Linked DNA regions of Homo sapiens: regions 2 and 3 are each linked to region 1. The links are chromatin contacts, found by Hi-C or POLR2A ChIA-PET in ENCODE. All regions are on one chromosome and are shown on one strand. Each heading gives the region's core, a stretch centred on a gene start or an enhancer-like site at or near the end of the contact. The rest is flanking DNA. Distances are from core to core; before and after follow the strand shown.

Region 1 (5,163 bases), core at 1,198-3,697:
CCTTTAAACATGTGCAGAAAGTAGGGGATGGTCAGTATTTAATAACATGAAAAACCAAATTATTCCACAGCTTTGATCAGGAGGCCAGGCCCAAGTACGTGCTCCAAGCATGCATTCTCTTTGACTTAAAAATATGAGTCCAAAGAACTCTGAGTGCAGTTATAGATGAAGGCACTGCCTGTAAAAACCCAGTTCATTTGTTTCTGTTTGGGGCTTAGAATTCTCACTGATTCCCATGGCTTGACAAGCTTATTGCACTGGGTTCTGACCAAACCAATGCTATCATGAGACCAGGCATTCCAGTGCCCAGCTGTACCTCCTGCAAGAGAATTGCTTACTTTCTTATTAAGGAAATAGGAAACCTGCACCTGACTGCTTTTTTCTCATTCACCTCAGCTTAGGTCCTTACCACCTCACATTGTTTCAACCACCTCCACCTAAAATTGTCCTTTCCTGCCTGTCCAAGGTCAAGTGACTCCCAATTGCCTATGTGGCATCTAAGGCACAGGGCCTCAATCTATTCTTTCAAAGCCCAAAAGATAACACTTACTGGGCACTTACTCAATGAAAGGCACTGTGCAAGCATGTTCACAACATTCTCTGCACAGTGGCTAATACCCCATTTACAGGTGAGGCACGGGAAGCATAAGAAGCAAGCATCCCAATGTCACAGGGCTAGAAAGTGCCTGGTACACAATGCCAGGTAGAGCTACCTCTTAAACTCTGCACTATCATGGCTGAAGAATGCTGACGTTTACTGAAAGTTTAAGCCTTTAACAAATAGCTCATTTAATCCTCACAATAATGAGAAGACCTGTCGGCAGCAATATTCTCATTTTATAATGAGAAAAACCACAGGGAAATTAGTAATAATCACGGTGTGTAAAAAAATGGCCTTGGGAGATTCGAACCTAGGGAGTCAGATGGACCCTGGACCTCCATGCTAACCCTAAAGGTACCAGGAAAAAAAAAAACAAAAGCCAAAATAATCCCTAAGTGAAAAACAATGATTATAAAACACTAATAGACACTGTAGCCTACATACATATAAAGGCTATTTTAAAAAGTTAACCACTGAAGGATGTTTATTCTTTCGTATCATATTTCAGTTTTTTTTTGTTGTTGTTGTTTTATTTTTTTGAGACGGAGTCTCGCTATATCGCCCAGGCTGGAGTGCAATGGTGCGATCTGGGCTCACTACAACCTCCGCCTCCTGGGTTCAAGCGATTCTCCTGCCTCAGCCTCCCGAGTAGCTGGGATTACAGGCGCACCACCACGCCCAGCTAATTTATTTTTTATTTTCATTCATTTATTTATTTTTTTGAGATGGAGTCTTGCTCTGTCGCCAGGCTGGAGTGCAGTGGCACAATCTGGGCTTACTGCAACCTCCGCCTCCTGGGTTCAAGCGATTCTCCTGCTTCAGCCTCCCGCGTACCTGGAATTACAGCCGTGCGCCACCACGCCCGGCTAAATTTTGTATTTTTAGTAGAGATGGGGTTTCGCCATGTTGGCCAGTGTGGTCTGGAACTCTTGACCTCAGTTACTCCGCCCGCCTCGGCCTCCTAAAGTGCTGGGATTACAGGCGTGAACCACCGCGCCCGGCCCACTTTCAGTTTTTAACCACTGTTTCTCAATTGGAAGACACATCCTTTCCTTTCCGTTACCAATTGCTGGTAAAATCCGATTCAAAATTCTAGTGGAAAAACAACAGCAACAACAACACAAAAAACGCTAACCCTATGAACCCCCAATGTCAAAATGATCTATCGCCAAAAACTCTTCAGCGTCTAGAAAGTTTAGCTATTGGATTTACGCGTTCCTATCTCTCCTTCCAAAAATAACAACTCGTAGCTCTTTCAAGTTATTCTACTTAGTCTCATCTTATCATTTCTGTAGGAAAGTGATTAATACCCTTTTTTTCATGACATTGCCTCTAAGGCCCCAAGAACCACACAGGAGAGGGGAGCTGCCGCCTTGGAGACTTCGGGTGGGGGCAGAGCGCCGCGCCGAGGTGGAGGTAGGAGCCCCGAGGGCACAGCGGGAAGGAAGGCGGAGGAGGCTGCCGGGAGCTCGGCCTCCGAGCAATCCCCCGCCTCGCTGGGCTTCCATGCTTGCTAAAGGGTCGAGATGAACGGGCAAGGGAGAGAGAGGGCGAGGAAAAATAAAAAAGAGAGGGGCGAGTGGGACGAGGGGCCCGGGAGCAGCCGCGGCCGCGTTACCTCAGAGCCCAGAGGCCTGGGGGAGGGGCCCTCGGCGCTGCCGCGGACTCCGGGGCTCCCGGCGGGCAGGTCCTGCAGGGCCGCGGAGCGAGAAGGCTGATGTCTCGGGTGTCTCGGGGAGTTCTCCCGACGTCGCCTGCTGTTTGTCAGTCGCCAGCTGTGACACGGTAGCGGGCCGGGTCACGCTGCCCCCGGCCGCCAGGCGGGTTGCGGGAGGGGTCGCGGTGCCGCCTCTCCAGGTCCGGTCTGGCCCACATCACTGGGGCCGGGGGTTTATTGTTCCGGAGAGCCACAGGCACGGTCGGCCTGGACCCGCCGGGCAGTGTTCCGCTCTGCCCGTCCCGGCCTGGGGTCAAGCCAACAGCTGCAAGGCACGCCGACTGGCGGCAGATCGGTGGCCCGTGTGTGTCTCTTTAAGGGGCCGGGCCTGCGAAGCTGAGGGGCGGGTGGGGTGTGCGTCGCTCCCGGTGTGAGGGTGAGAGGGAGAGAGCGGCTGGCGGGCGTCCGAGGGAGGGAGGGAGCGACGAGCGAGGTAGCGACGCGGGCCGCCCCTGCCGCCGCCGCCGCCGCCGCCGCCGCCGCCGCGGTCGGACCTGCGGCCTCCTCCCCTCCCCTCCCCCGCGTCGCCCTGCTGCGGGGAGGGGGCTCGCGTCGCCGTCTCCAGCCGCTCCCGATGAAGCAGCTGCAGCCGCAGCCGCCTCCGAAGATGGGGGATTTCTACGACCCGGAGCACCCGACCCCTGAGTAAGTATCAGCTCCGCGGCCCCCCGCTGCTGTCGGCCGCCTTATCCCCAGCCGAGGGCGGCGCGTCCTGACGGGTGGCGGCGCGGGCCGGCGCGAGGAGTAACAGGCCCACGGTGGCCTCGCGCGGTCGGTGTCGGGAGCAGGCCCGCGCCGCCACTTCGAGCCGCTTGGCCGGGGCCGCAGCAGGCCCGCGGTTGGGCCCGGCGTTGGCGCCGCTGCTCGTGTCGCGGCGGCGGTTGGGCCGGGCCGGTGGGGGAGGGGCGGCCACGGTCCCTACGGTTACCGCCGTGTCCGCACCGACCCGGCCATCCCGGGGCTCGGCGGTCCTCTCGGGCTCCTCGTGGCTCGTCCGGGCCCCGCTGCTAGCCAAAGGGCAGAGTCGGAGGAGCTGCCGGTGCCGGGCCCGGCAAGAGGGCGCCGGTGAGGGTAGGCCGCGAATCCCCGGGCTCGGGTGGAAGCTCGACCCGTCGCCCGACCTCCCCGCGACGGCGGCGCCTCGGACCGGAAGGGCCTAGCGCGGGTTGCCTGGCCCCCGGGCCGTGGAGGGGCCCGCGCTGCACTCCTGAGTTTGATTTTTTCCTCCTGGGAACTCGATCCTGGCCTTGCAGTGCTTCCGGATTCACATTGTGCACCTTTGGCACTTGGGTTTTGTAATGGCGAGGTTTGTGTGGTCCCGTTGTTGAGGTGACACCGGGTTTGTTTTTCCGCTTGAAAATGAAAGCCTCCTGAGGGACATACATTTTCTTGCAGGTTGTGAGATTTTCACACTTTCGGACACAATTTTCTTGGTAACAGGAATCTCTTACCCTAAACGGATGACTTTCTATTTCTTGTGAAGACTTGGTTAAAAACCAAGAATCGTTTGAGGATTCTCTAAAGAAGACAATGTTGTGGAAAACCGACACACAGTTTTGCCCAATAGTAATTTTTCAGTCTAGGACACCTTTACATTTCTCTTGAGGTCTGAATCTGCTGCTGTATCTGCTATCTCAGAAAGCCTGGAGTCACTTCTTTCCCTGAACCCTCACGAGACCATTGTTTTGAAAAGCCGTTCTTAAACACCGTTTGCTGGTGTTAGACCTAGGAATATACTATTGATTTAAAACTTATCGGTTGATAGGGGTTTCACATGAAACTGTCAAACTTTTATGACCAGGATGATTCCAAGAGCTTTGCTGTTTTGACACATTTTACCTTAGGTTTGCTCTGGCTCGTTTTTGAATCCCTTGCCACATCTTCTCACATTGGTCCAGAAATGTCTGGATCTTAATTGATAGTTTTGATTGCAACACAAACGGATTCTGTTGAGGTGTTGGTCATTTCTGCACAACAAGATAAATCATTATTTTGCTTTTCTAAAAACCCAACTCTTACTTGCAATAGTAAGTTAACATGGCTTTTTCCTTTCATGGGTTCTTGGCCATTGGTTAACATTACCTTAATTAGATTGGTCTTTTTGTTTTGCTACTGGCAGGGTCAGTTAGGTAAGATTGTTTTGATTTACTGCACCATCAGTCCAATTACAAAGCTCATGTTATAGGTTTTTAGTTTGAAAAACCTCAAAAAAAATTTTATATCACGATTCAATAAATGCTTATATAGCACTTGCTCTGTACAAAGTAACATGCTAACCCCTGAATAGGCTAAGTGCCTGCTTTCACTTCCTTTTACCAGGTTGTTTGGTGAAGTCCGGAAGCTTTAAGGATCACATCCTTACACTTCTTGGGGAAAAACAATTTTTCATAATATGTGGGAAAATGGACTCAGAAGTGCATCTTTGGTAGACCTGAGTGGGGAAGGAATCAAGAATGTTTTATGGTTTTACATGTTTTGGAGTTTTTATTTTTATTGCTTTAATGTAGTAGAAATCCACTGCTTTGGATTTCTAACAGTGATTATATATTTTTAAATTCTCGTGTATTTTTTCCTTTTTTTTTTTTTTAGAGGCAGGGTCCCACTCTGTCACCCAGGCTGGAGTGCAGTGGTGTCATCATGGCTCATTGCATCCTTGAACCTCTGGGCTTAAGCAGTCCTCCTGCCTCAGCCTCCTGGGTTGGGACTATAGGCATGTGTCACCACACCCAGCTAATTAAAAAAAAATAAATTACGTTACTGGTTTTGAATCCCTGGCCTCAAGTGAGCCTCCTGCCTTGGCCTCCCAAAGTGCTGGGATTGCAGGCATGAGCCATTGTGCCAGGCC
Region 2 (5,163 bases), core at 984-3,483, 1.9 Mb before region 1:
CCCACGGTGGTTGTTATGGTCCATATAATACTATAGCCTAGAGCCCCATTCAGTCCCTTACCCAAAGTCACAAAGTTATTGAGGACCCGGGCCTCCTGACCCTTAGTCCCTCGGCTTCTTTGGCTTAAGAAGGATGTTAGGGGGAGGTGTCTGTGGTGAAACCTGCCCAGGCCTCCCTGGCCTTGTTCTGGGTTGGTGGTCATCCTTTTCCCTCTGCCCTCCAGCTTGTCTTTAACCGAACTGTCACACTGAAGGAAGACCCAGGAAAGGTGTGAGCTGGAAGCACTGAACCTACCTCATCCTCCTGGAGGGTGTGGCTACCCTCGCCACCCCAAATTCCATGTCAATAAAGAACAGCTAAATTCTCCTAGAGTCTGTGTGTTATCTCTGCACTTCTAGCATCTGAAGGCCCTGAAGACATGCTGGTGGTGGTGGTATGATTGGGGGATGGAGATGTGCCTTTTGCACATTTTGTCTGTGAGAATGGACTTTCCCAGAACAGAGTGGTACTGACAGCTTTGAAAGCACCGGTGCACTTTTTGGTGCTTAAAGGCAGGGGCCTGGGTAGGATTCATACCCTCCGCACCTGGTCTGAGAGAATGGAGGGCCCTGGGGTGTTTGTCCATGGTTAGGACCCCTGTGCCAGAGGGATCTAAAAGGTTTGTTTCTGCTGGTGTGGAGAGGCCTAGCTCCCAGTCTGATCATTCAGCATATAATTTTTTTTTTTTTTTTTTGATACGGAGTTCCACTCTAGCCCAGGCTGGAGTGCAGTGGCTCAATCTTGGCTCACTGCAACCTCTGCCTCCCGGGTTCAAGCGATTCTCGTGCCTCAGCCTCCCAAGTAGCTGGGATTACAGGCGGGCGCCACCACTCCTGAATAATTTTTGTAATTTCAGTAGAGACGGGGTTTTGCCAAATTGGCCAGACTGGTCTGGAACTCCTGACCCCAGGTGATCTGCCCGCCTCGGCCTCCCAAAGTGCTGGGATTGCAGGCGTGAGCCACTGCGCCCAATCAGCCTATAATTCTTTTTTATTTTTGAGACGGAGTCTCACTCTTGTCCCCCAAGCTGCAGTGCAATGGTGTGATCTCAGCTCACTGCAACCTCTGCCTCCCAGGTTCAAGCAGTTTTCCTGCCTCAGCCTCTTAAGTAGCTGGGATCACAGGCATGCACCACCACACTCGGCTAATTTTGTATTTTTAGTAGAGACGGGGTTCACCATGTTGGCCAGGCTGGTCTCAAACTCCTGACCTCAGGTGATTCACCCGCCTCGGTCTCCCAAAGTGTTGGGATTACAGACTTCAGCCACCGTGCCCGGCCCATTCGGCATATAATTTTTGAGTGCCTACTACGTGCCAGGCAAAGTGAGATGGGGCATACGTGCTGTGGTGGCCTTCCAAGTTCACGGGAGGGGAAATGGGTGACCAAGCACTGTATGGGAGCGGTCTCCCTGGGGCCTGTGCAAGACTGGAAGAGGTTCCTGACCCAGCCTGGGCCTCAGAAAACATTACTCTAACGAAGTGACTTCTGAAGGGAATCACGAAAGACTACGGGGAGTTTGCCAGGATAAGAGGAACAAGGGCAAAAGCTCCGAGGCAAAAAGAGTCTACAGCAGGCTGGAAGCCCTCTGGGGGCAGTGTAGGCTGCTGCTGAGGCCCGAGTGTGCCTGCAGCTTTAACGCCTTCCACATTTTCCCTGTATACAAACACTAGGCTACCCGGGGGCCCGCTTTAAGGTGGACCCAACTGCGGAAGGCTGAACTCAGATGGCAGCAGACAGCGGGAGTACCAGATGCTGACTCCTCCAGGAGGTGAGCAACCTAGAGGCTTCCCAGGCAGGGCACGGCTGGGGACGCCAGGCCCAGGACAGAAGTTTGTGGGGTCCACCTTAAGCGAGAGGCCGAGCCTGGCCAGGCCCCGCCCCGCGTGGGCGTGCTCGACCAAAGGAGGCTCTGGCGGGCGACGGAAGGTGGGTCCAAAGAGCTAGCTTGGAGCCCTAGCCTTCCGAGACTCCACTACTAGGCCAAGCCACGGCCCTAGCTCCGCCCCACATGGAGAGGCGTCCATGGGCGGAGCGAGCCGCTCCATACCCTAGGATCCACTATCCGCTCTAGCGGCCAGAAGCGCGGCCACCTTCCCCTGCTGAAGCGTTCACTTTAATTTTGGCCGGTAGGCAGTCCCAGATCTCGCGGGATCCGACGCCCCGATTATCGCGAGAGGAGCAATCGGCTCCTATTGGCTGTGAGGGTTGAATGTAAGATGGCGCCCAGGGAGCTGTGAGGAGAAAACCCTGTCGGTCTTGGAGCGACGACGGCAGAACCAGGGTCCCTGGCGGTGCGGCGGGGCCGGCGGGTGCAGCGGAGGCGGCGGCGGCGGCGGCAGTGACGTCGCCGGGTGAGGGCTCCAGTGCGGGTGGGGATGCGGCGAAGCTGTAGGCCTGAGACGGGGGGCCCACCCCACACAACGGCGGGCGGGGGCGGGCGGGCCACTACCGCTGGGCCCTGGAGAGTTCGGGGCGGCTCCGGAGCCGAAAACGTTCCTGGGCTAGCGCACCCCGCCCTGTGGATGGGGGAGGGGTGGCCCGGGGATTTGGGTGGGCGCGGCGCGAGATGGCGCGCCGGTGCGGGCGCGCGGCTGAGCCTGTTTTTACGCGCGCGCGCTGTGCGGCTCTCGGTGCGCGTGGCCGCCGACGTGCGCGTTCCCGGCCCGGATATCTCTGCTCTAGGAGCTGTGGCCCGTGGGCAACCGCGGCTTTCTGGAGCGCGCGCCCGTGACGACCCCCAGTTTTGGGGCGCGCGCTCTGATATCGGGTGGCGGTGCTGCCTCGAGAGCGCGCAGGAGGCTTCTGCTGAGCAGAGGGCCGGCCGCGGCTCGTTGCGCTGGGAAGGTTGAGGATTGGGTCCTTTCTGGTCTGGTGACGTTCCCGGGCATCCGTGGCCTCGGCCTGGAGAGAAACCAACCAGCTTTGCTGTCTGGCTTGCGGTTCCGCTCCTCTGTGAGGGGGGCGAGATTGCCCGTTCTCCTCGAAGAATGCCGTTACTTGAGGCCCAAGTACGGTGCGGGTGCTTGGGTAGGGTGTTTCTCTGCTTCGGAAACCAAGCCCTCTTGGTTTGAGAGGGCAGTGAGCCCCTTCGGATTTCCTCACCTTGTACTGGGCTTTCTGCCGGGCAGGGAAGGTTAATATTAGAAGGCCCTTGAGTGGTACCTGCTTATCTTTCATTAGAAACTAATACGTCCATAAGCGTAATTCATACACGTCACCTCTGTGCGCTCCGGAAGGGAATTCGCTTATGTGGCCCATGTGAACTCCGAGCTCTAAAATGCCAGTTTAAATCCTTAAACGCAGCTTTTCTTTTGCGTAAGTGGGAGGGGCTTACTTTATTATATTAAAGGCCCACCTTTGCCTCAGCCAAAAAGTTGGCCTTAAACAAAATGGAACAACCTGAGAATCAGTGCTTTACCTTTTTTGAAATTGCAGAAATCCCAGCAGAAATTACTAAAATCTGATAGTGTATCACTGTAAAAGTCACTTTTGGTGTAGGATTTCAGTCCTTTTCAGCTCTTTTTTTGACCCTGCCGCTGTGTTTTGGTGTCAAGGAAGTTCTAGGTTTGTTCTAGAGAAATAGGCACCTCTTTTTTCTAATACAAAACATCTGCTAGTTTGATTTACAGTCTTGCTCAATTAAGCTTAAGGAATAGGAAGCTAAGAGGAAGTAAAATTAGCCATCAAATTTGATAATGGTGGGGTAGTTCTTTCTAATGTACTGTATTGTTTTTAAGAACAAAGTTAAAATTATTAATAAAAAGAGGCTGAGGATGGAAGGAACTTTTTTGTTCTATCTTCTTCAGAATATTAGAAGTCTTAAGAACTCAGGACAAGCAGCAGAAATACATGCAACATGGTGACTGGTGAGTTAAAATTGTTCATATCCTGGAAGTATCTGTGCACAGTTTTTTTTCTGGTAATACTGAAGCATTACAAATCCTGTCAATTCTGGGTGCTGTCTTCCAGAAACTATTAGGTGCTGTAAAATGAAGATGTGGGAGAACGGCATCTTTGAATTCAGCCACAGTTCGCTACTTGCTCAGTTTTCTCCTCTTAGGATATAAGTCAGTGGAACCCGCAGATTTAAGCGTTTGCAGGCTCAGCTTTTAAACGGACCTAAATGGTTCAAAGAAAAGCTGTAAAGTTTTTCTAGGATACACTTAAAATTTTGACTTTTTTTTTTTTTTTGAGACGGAGTCTCACTCTGTCACCCAGGCTGGAGTGCAGGGGTGTGATCTCGGCTCACTGCAACCTCCGCCTCCCTGGTTGAAGCGATTCTCCTGCCTCAGTTTCCCAAGTAACTGGGATTACAGGCATGCAGCACCACACCTGGCTAATTTTTTGTATTTGTAGTATAGACGGGGTTTCACCATGTTGATCAGACTGGTCTCGAACTCCTGACCTCGTGATCCACCCGCCCTCGGCCTCCCAAAGTGCTGGGATTACAGGCGTGAGCCACCGCGCCCGACCAAATTTTGATTAATTTTTTAGGCTTGCTTGTTCTGGGTTATCTTTATTTTTAACTATTAAGCTTGAGATCTTCCTTTTAAATTGGTGTTTATAAATACTTTTTCTCCAAGTTTGTCAACTAAGATTTACTTATTAGATGTCTTCCTTCGGGTCCTCTCTGATGAATTTTTCCTATAACTCTTCGAGAACCTCTGCAGTTCCACATCCTCTCTCCAGCTTATGTTGCCATTTCAAACTAAAGATCAAATAGTGGTTTAATTTTCTTGTAAATTTGAATTGCTCTAGGAAAGTAACCAAAGTCAGGGGCTCTGGATGTGGCTGCCTTTCTTTAAGGCAGCTTCAGAATCAGGGATGTCTTTCCTTACTTTGGATATGCTTTTTTTTTTGGATATGCTTTCTTTTAGTTTAATTAGTTGTGGTTTATACTTCATGTGCCATATTTCTTTCTTGTCTGCTTTTTAAATGGCCACTCTTGATCTGTAAGGGTCTCTGATTTCTGAATTAGCCTTAGAATTAGGTGTTACATGAATACCTGTTCTTTTCTTTTTATTTTTATTATTATTTTTTGAGACGGAGTCTCGCTCTGTTGCCCGGGCTGGAGTGCTGTGGTGCAATCTTGGCTCACTGCAACCTCTGCCTCCTGGGTTCA
Region 3 (5,163 bases), core at 801-3,300, 1.1 Mb before region 1:
TTAATTGGCTGAAAAAAAAATCAGAAACAGAATATTTCATAATAATGAAAATTATATATGAAATTCAAATTTCCTTTTTTTTTTTTAGAGTCTCATTCTGTTACCCAAGCTGGAGTGCAGTCATGCGATCTCGGCTCACTGAAACCTCTGCCTCCAAGGTTCAAGCAATTCTTGCGCCTCAGCCTCAGAGTAGCTGGGATTACAGGTGTACGGCACCACACCCAGCTTATTTTATTTTATTTTATTTTTAAAGTAGAGATGGGGTGTTGCCATGTTGACCAGGCTGGTCTTGAACTCCTGGGCTCAAGAGATCCTCCTGCCTTGGCCTCCCAAAGTGCTGGGATTACAGGCGTGAGCCACTGCACTCAGCCAAAATTCAAATTTCAATGTCTATAAAGAAAGTTTTATTGGAACACGGCAATGCTCATTCGTTTACCTATGGTCTTTGGCTGCTTTCACACAACAGCAGACCACTAGTCGTAACAAAGACCGTGTGGCCTACAAAGCCTGAAACATTTACCACCTGGCCCTTAAAAGAAAACGTTTGCAAGACCAGGTGCAGTGGCTCACGCCTATAATCCTAGCACTTTGGGAGACCGAGGCGGGAGGATCCCTTGAGCCCAGGAGTTGGAGACCAGCCTGGGCAACATAGGGAGACCCTGTTTCTAAAAAAACCAAACAGAAAAAAATTTGCCCAGCCCTGTTCTAGACTGTTCCTGTTGTTACATCCAAAGTCATTTGGGGCCGGGTGTGGTAGCTCCCACCTGTAATCCCAACACTTTGGGAGGCCGAGGCAGGTGGATCATCTGGGGTCAGGAGTTCAAGACCGGCCTGGCCAACATGATGAAACCCCGCCTCTACTAAAAATACAAAAAAATAGCCGGGCGTGGTGGCGTGTCCCTGTAATTCCAGCCGCTTGGTAGGCTGAGGCAGGAGAATCGCTGGAACCTGGGAGAAAGAGGTTGCAGTGAGCAGAGATCGCCCACTGCACTCCAGCCTGGGCTACAGAGCAAGACTCTGTCTCCAAAAAAAAAGTCTTTTGGGCCGGGTGGGGTGGCTAACACCTGTAATCCCAACATTGTGGGAGGCCAAGGTGGGTGGATTGCTTGAGGCCAGGAGTTCGAGACCAGCCTGGCAAATATGGCGAAATCCCCTCTCTACTAAAAATACAACAGCCGGGGTGGTGAGGCGCCGCCTGTAATCCCAGCTACTCCGGAAGCTGAGGCACGAGAATCACTTGAGCCTGGGAAAGCGGAGGCTGCAGTGAGCCTAGATCCCGCCACTGCACTCCGGACCGACTCAAAAAATATAAAAATATAATATACTCCGGGCGCGGTGGCTCACGCCTGTAATCCCAGCACTTTGGGAGGCCGAGGTGGGCGGATCACGAGGTCTGGAGTTCAAAACCAGCCTGGCCAACATGGTGAAATCCCCGTCTCTACTAAAAATACAAAAATTAGCCAGGCGTGGTGGAGGGCGCCTGTAATCCCAGCTGCTCGGCAGGCTGAGGCAGAGAACTGCTTGAACCCGGGAGACGGAGATTGCAGTGAACGGAGATCGCGCCACTGCACTCCAGCCTGGGCGACAGAGCGAGACTCCGTCTCAAAATAAATATGATATAATATAATAATACAAAATGCTGTTCTTCAGTTGCACTCCACACATCTCAAATGCTCAGCAGCCATTTATGGCCAATGACTGCCGGAGTGCACAAGTGCAGGATGCCCGGTGAAGAGTCGTGGAGTGAGCACCGTGGAGACTGTACGGGACACCTAGGGAGGAACCTGGCCCCCCAGGGGAGTAAGAGCCGCTGTAGGGGTAGTCAGCGCCTCACACAGCTCGCACCCCACGCGCATCCCTGGTGGATACGGCCGACGCCTGCGCGGCGCCTGCGGCTGGAGCACCGAATGGGGGAGGCGATCTCGCGGCCCCGACTCACCTTCCGCAGTCCAGCCCAGTAGCTGCTCCCGCGGGGCCCACATCTGCGCGCGCACGCACGCACGAAGCAAACGAGGTAGCAGCACCGTGTGTGAAACGGATTAGAATGCGCACCGCGGGCCACTGGCGGCGCCAGAAGAAAGAAGCAGGACTGGGTGAAGTGCGTCACCGCGCGGCGCGCAGCCTGCCGGGAAGCGTAGTTCTCGGGGCGAAATGCGGCTTGTGCAGGGCGAGAGAAAATGCTGAGGCGCACTTTGACCTTCTAGGTCCCCCTCGGCCGCAATATTTGGGGTTGTGCTTACCACAGGTACCCATAAGCAAAATATAGTGTTGTTTTCCATGGTTGTAAACATTATATAAATACACTTACAATGCCTGCTACTAGCTCTTTTGCGCAGTTCTATAATGACACGTGTTGACCTGTTCATTGTGTGTTCACTGCTGTGTGGTATCTAATGTAGAAATACACCAGGACTCCAATTGGACAGACTCATGCGCATCCATGGAGAGCTTCTCAAGGACAGTGGTTCGCAAACTTGTTGTTGTTAAAATCCTTTTACACTCTTAAAAATTACTGAGGACCCCAAAGAGCTTTTGAAACCGCCTTTGCAAAATTATACCTAAGGAAATTATGATGTTATAGGAGTTATTAAGAAATTATTTTAAGCAGATAGAGAAGGAAAGGGGTCCTTGGGAAGTTTTTGTTTCTTTTAAAGCAGCTCCAGAAAGGTTTCTTGTCTAGCAGGAAAGCCTGGGCTCCTAGAGCAGGATGGCAAGCTTTGATATGGAAATACAGGCCATTAGAAACTGGACGCACCCAAACATGGCGATTCCCGCCGTCCTTTTCTTTGCCCTGACATGTGCCTGGCAACATGGCCACCCCCCACATATTCCCACGTGTGTAGAACTTCATGGAGCCCTACATTTGCATATTAAAAAGCTAGGGTGGGAGGGCCAGGTTTTTGGCTGCCACATAAATGACACATCTGATCAAACTAATCCCCTGAGCCCTATGGAAACCAGACACCGCCTCCTCCAGCATCCTCAGATAAGCAGCCACTTTTCCGCACACGGCGCTTTCTCTTTGTTGGAATCCCCGCTCCCTCTGTCTCTGTATGGGGGAGCTGTTTTCGTCTTCCTTCCTTCTTTCTTGCCTATTAAACTTTTCGCTCCTTAAAACCACTCCACGTGTGTCTGTGTTATTAAGCCTATCAGAGACCAAGGACCCTGGTGTTCCTCCAGTCATCAGAGCCTTATCAATGACAGTAAAAGATATCAGATCTAACCCACCTCATCTTCCTTTCAACCTCTAAACTGTCTTTGTCCACTTCTGGGCATAGGCCAAAGTAGCCTTGGGAAGGAATTCAGTTTATAGCTTAAATAATAGCCCTTCCCAAGGGCTAAACTGTTCTTGTAAAATGAATGAAAGGCCACCAGCCACCAAATTAGGATGAGAAGGGCTGGAATTCTAAATATTACCAGCCATTATTCCAGAGGCCCTAAGACGCACAACTTCCCCAATTACTCTTTTGAAGCACAACTTCCCCAATTACTCTTTTTTTTTTTTTAGGGAAAAGAACACGGAGTCTCACTCTGTCTACCATGCTGGAGTGCAGTGGTGCCATCTCGGCTCACTGCAACCTCCCTCTCCTGGGTTCAAGCGATTCTCCTGCCTCAACCTCCTGAGTAGCCGGGATTACAAGCACGCACCACCATACCCCGCTAATATTTTTGGATTCTTTTTTTTTTTGGTTGGTTTTTTTTTTTTTTTTTTTTTTTTTTTTGAGACGGAGTCTCGCTCTGTCGCCCAGGCCGGACTGCGGACTGCAGTGGCGCAATCTCGGCTCACTGCAAGCTCCGCTTCCCGGGTTCACGCCATTCTCCTGCCTCAGCCTCCCCAGTAGCTGGGACTACAGGCGCCCGCCACCGCGCCCGGCTAATTTTTTGTATTTTTAGTAGAGACGGGGTTTCACCTTGTTAGCCAGGATGGTCTCGATCTCCTGACCTCATGATCCACCCGCCTCGGCCTCCCAAAGTGCTGGGATTACAGGCGTGAGCCACCGCGCCCGGCCAAGGTTGGTTTTTTTTTTTTTTTTTTTTTGAGCCCAGGCTGGAGTGCAATGGTGCGATCTCGGCTCACTGCAACCTCCTCCTCCCGAGTTCAAGCAATTATCCTGCCTCGGCCTCCGGAGTAACTGGAATTACAGGCATGCGCCACCACGCCCGGCTAATTTTGTATTTTTAGTAAGGACGGGGTTTCTCCATGTTGGTCAGGCTGGTCTCAAACTCCTGACCTAGGTGAGCCGCCCACCTTGGCCTCCCAAAGTGGTAGGATTCCAGGCGTGAGCCACCACGCCCAGCCCTCAATTACTCTTAAAGATAACATCACTATTGTGAACCTAAGATTGGCCTTTTGAGATGTCTTTTCAGATTTTTGCATTTCTGACAACTGAACGGCCCCAGCTGGACCTGCCAACCAGTTTTGTGGCCACCACCTAGGAACTGACTCAGCCTAAGAGAACAGCTTCAACTCCTTATGATTTCATCCCGAGCCAACCAATCAGCACCCTGATTCACTGGCCCCCTTCCCACCAAATTATCCTTAAAAATTTTGATCTCTGAGTTTTTGAGGAAACTGATTTGAGTAATAATAAAACTCTGGTCTTCCGCACAGCCGGCTCTGCATGAATTACTCTTTTTTTTTTTTTTTTTTTTGAGACGGAGTCTTGCTCTGTCGCCCAGGCTGGAGTGCAGTGGCACCATCTCAGCTCACTGCAAGCTCCGCTTCCCGGGTTCATGCCATTCTCCTGCCTCAGCCTCCCCATTAGCTGGGACTACAGGCGTCCGCCAACACGCCCGGCTAATTTTTTGTATTTTTAGTAGAGACGGGGTCTCACTGTGTTAGCCAGGATGGTCTCGATCTCATGACCTCGTGATCGGCCTGCCTCGGCCTCCCAAAGTGCTGGGATTACAGGCGTGAGCCACCGCGCCCAGCCGAATTACTCTTTTTCTATTGCAATTTTGCTGTCTTTGATAAACTGGCTCTGTCTAGGCAGCAGGGAAGGTGGACCCATTGGATGGTTATACTTTTGTTTGTGTGAGCTAAATTCATCACTATTTACCAAACTAGATATTTCAATGCAGAAATTTCATATATGTATATATTCATTTTAAAAACAATAATAAACCCATTACTTGTTAACATATTTTTATGAAAATATGATT

The links. Hi-C counts contacts between places; a loop is a spot of excess contacts on that map. ChIA-PET counts read pairs that join two places held with the same protein, here RNA polymerase II (POLR2A). Pooled maps may share reads with other maps.
Region 2: a loop to region 1 is called in a pooled map, with 17 times the contacts of the local background. The contact joins the promoter of QRICH1 here to the promoter of KIF9-AS1 in region 1. A Hi-C loop is called at or near these places in 10 of 50 pooled maps. POLR2A ChIA-PET finds 5 or more read pairs at or near these places in 2 of 52 experiments (CD4-positive, alpha-beta memory T cell and activated T-cell).
Region 3: a loop to region 1 is called in a map of naive thymus-derived CD4-positive, alpha-beta T cell, with 10 times the contacts of the local background. The contact joins the promoter of ZNF589 here to the promoter of KIF9-AS1 in region 1. A Hi-C loop is called at or near these places in 1 of 168 maps with a recorded cell type or tissue (naive thymus-derived CD4-positive, alpha-beta T cell) and 6 of 50 pooled maps. POLR2A ChIA-PET finds 5 or more read pairs at or near these places in 1 of 52 experiments (activated T-cell).

Annotation. Positions count from the first base shown.
Region 1 is chr3:47,161,654-47,166,816 of GRCh38, reverse strand. It overlaps KIF9-AS1 (KIF9 antisense RNA 1), which reads right to left and starts at 2,447. Exons shown (of 7, transcript NR_033373.1): 1 at 2,220-2,447. It overlaps SETD2 (SET domain containing 2, histone lysine methyltransferase), which reads left to right and starts at 2,704. Exons shown (of 21, transcript NM_014159.7): 1 at 2,704-2,963. The coding sequence starts at 2,893. RefSeq lists silencers at 2,202-2,251, 2,302-3,051, 3,102-3,411.
Region 2 is chr3:49,091,141-49,096,303 of GRCh38, reverse strand. It overlaps QRICH1 (glutamine rich 1), which reads left to right and starts at 2,233. Exons shown (of 10, transcript NM_198880.3): 1 at 2,233-2,392. QARS1 (glutaminyl-tRNA synthetase 1) reads left to right here. Exons shown (of 24, transcript NM_005051.3): 24 at 225-372. The coding sequence ends at 275. RefSeq lists enhancers at 1,659-1,998, 2,109-2,228, 2,597-3,109 and a silencer at 2,349-2,598.
Region 3 is chr3:48,237,991-48,243,153 of GRCh38, reverse strand. It overlaps ZNF589 (zinc finger protein 589), which reads right to left and starts at 2,050. Exons shown (of 4, transcript NM_016089.3): 1 at 1,940-2,050. The coding sequence starts at 1,982. RefSeq lists enhancers at 1,881-2,175, 1,366-2,283, 2,601-2,895.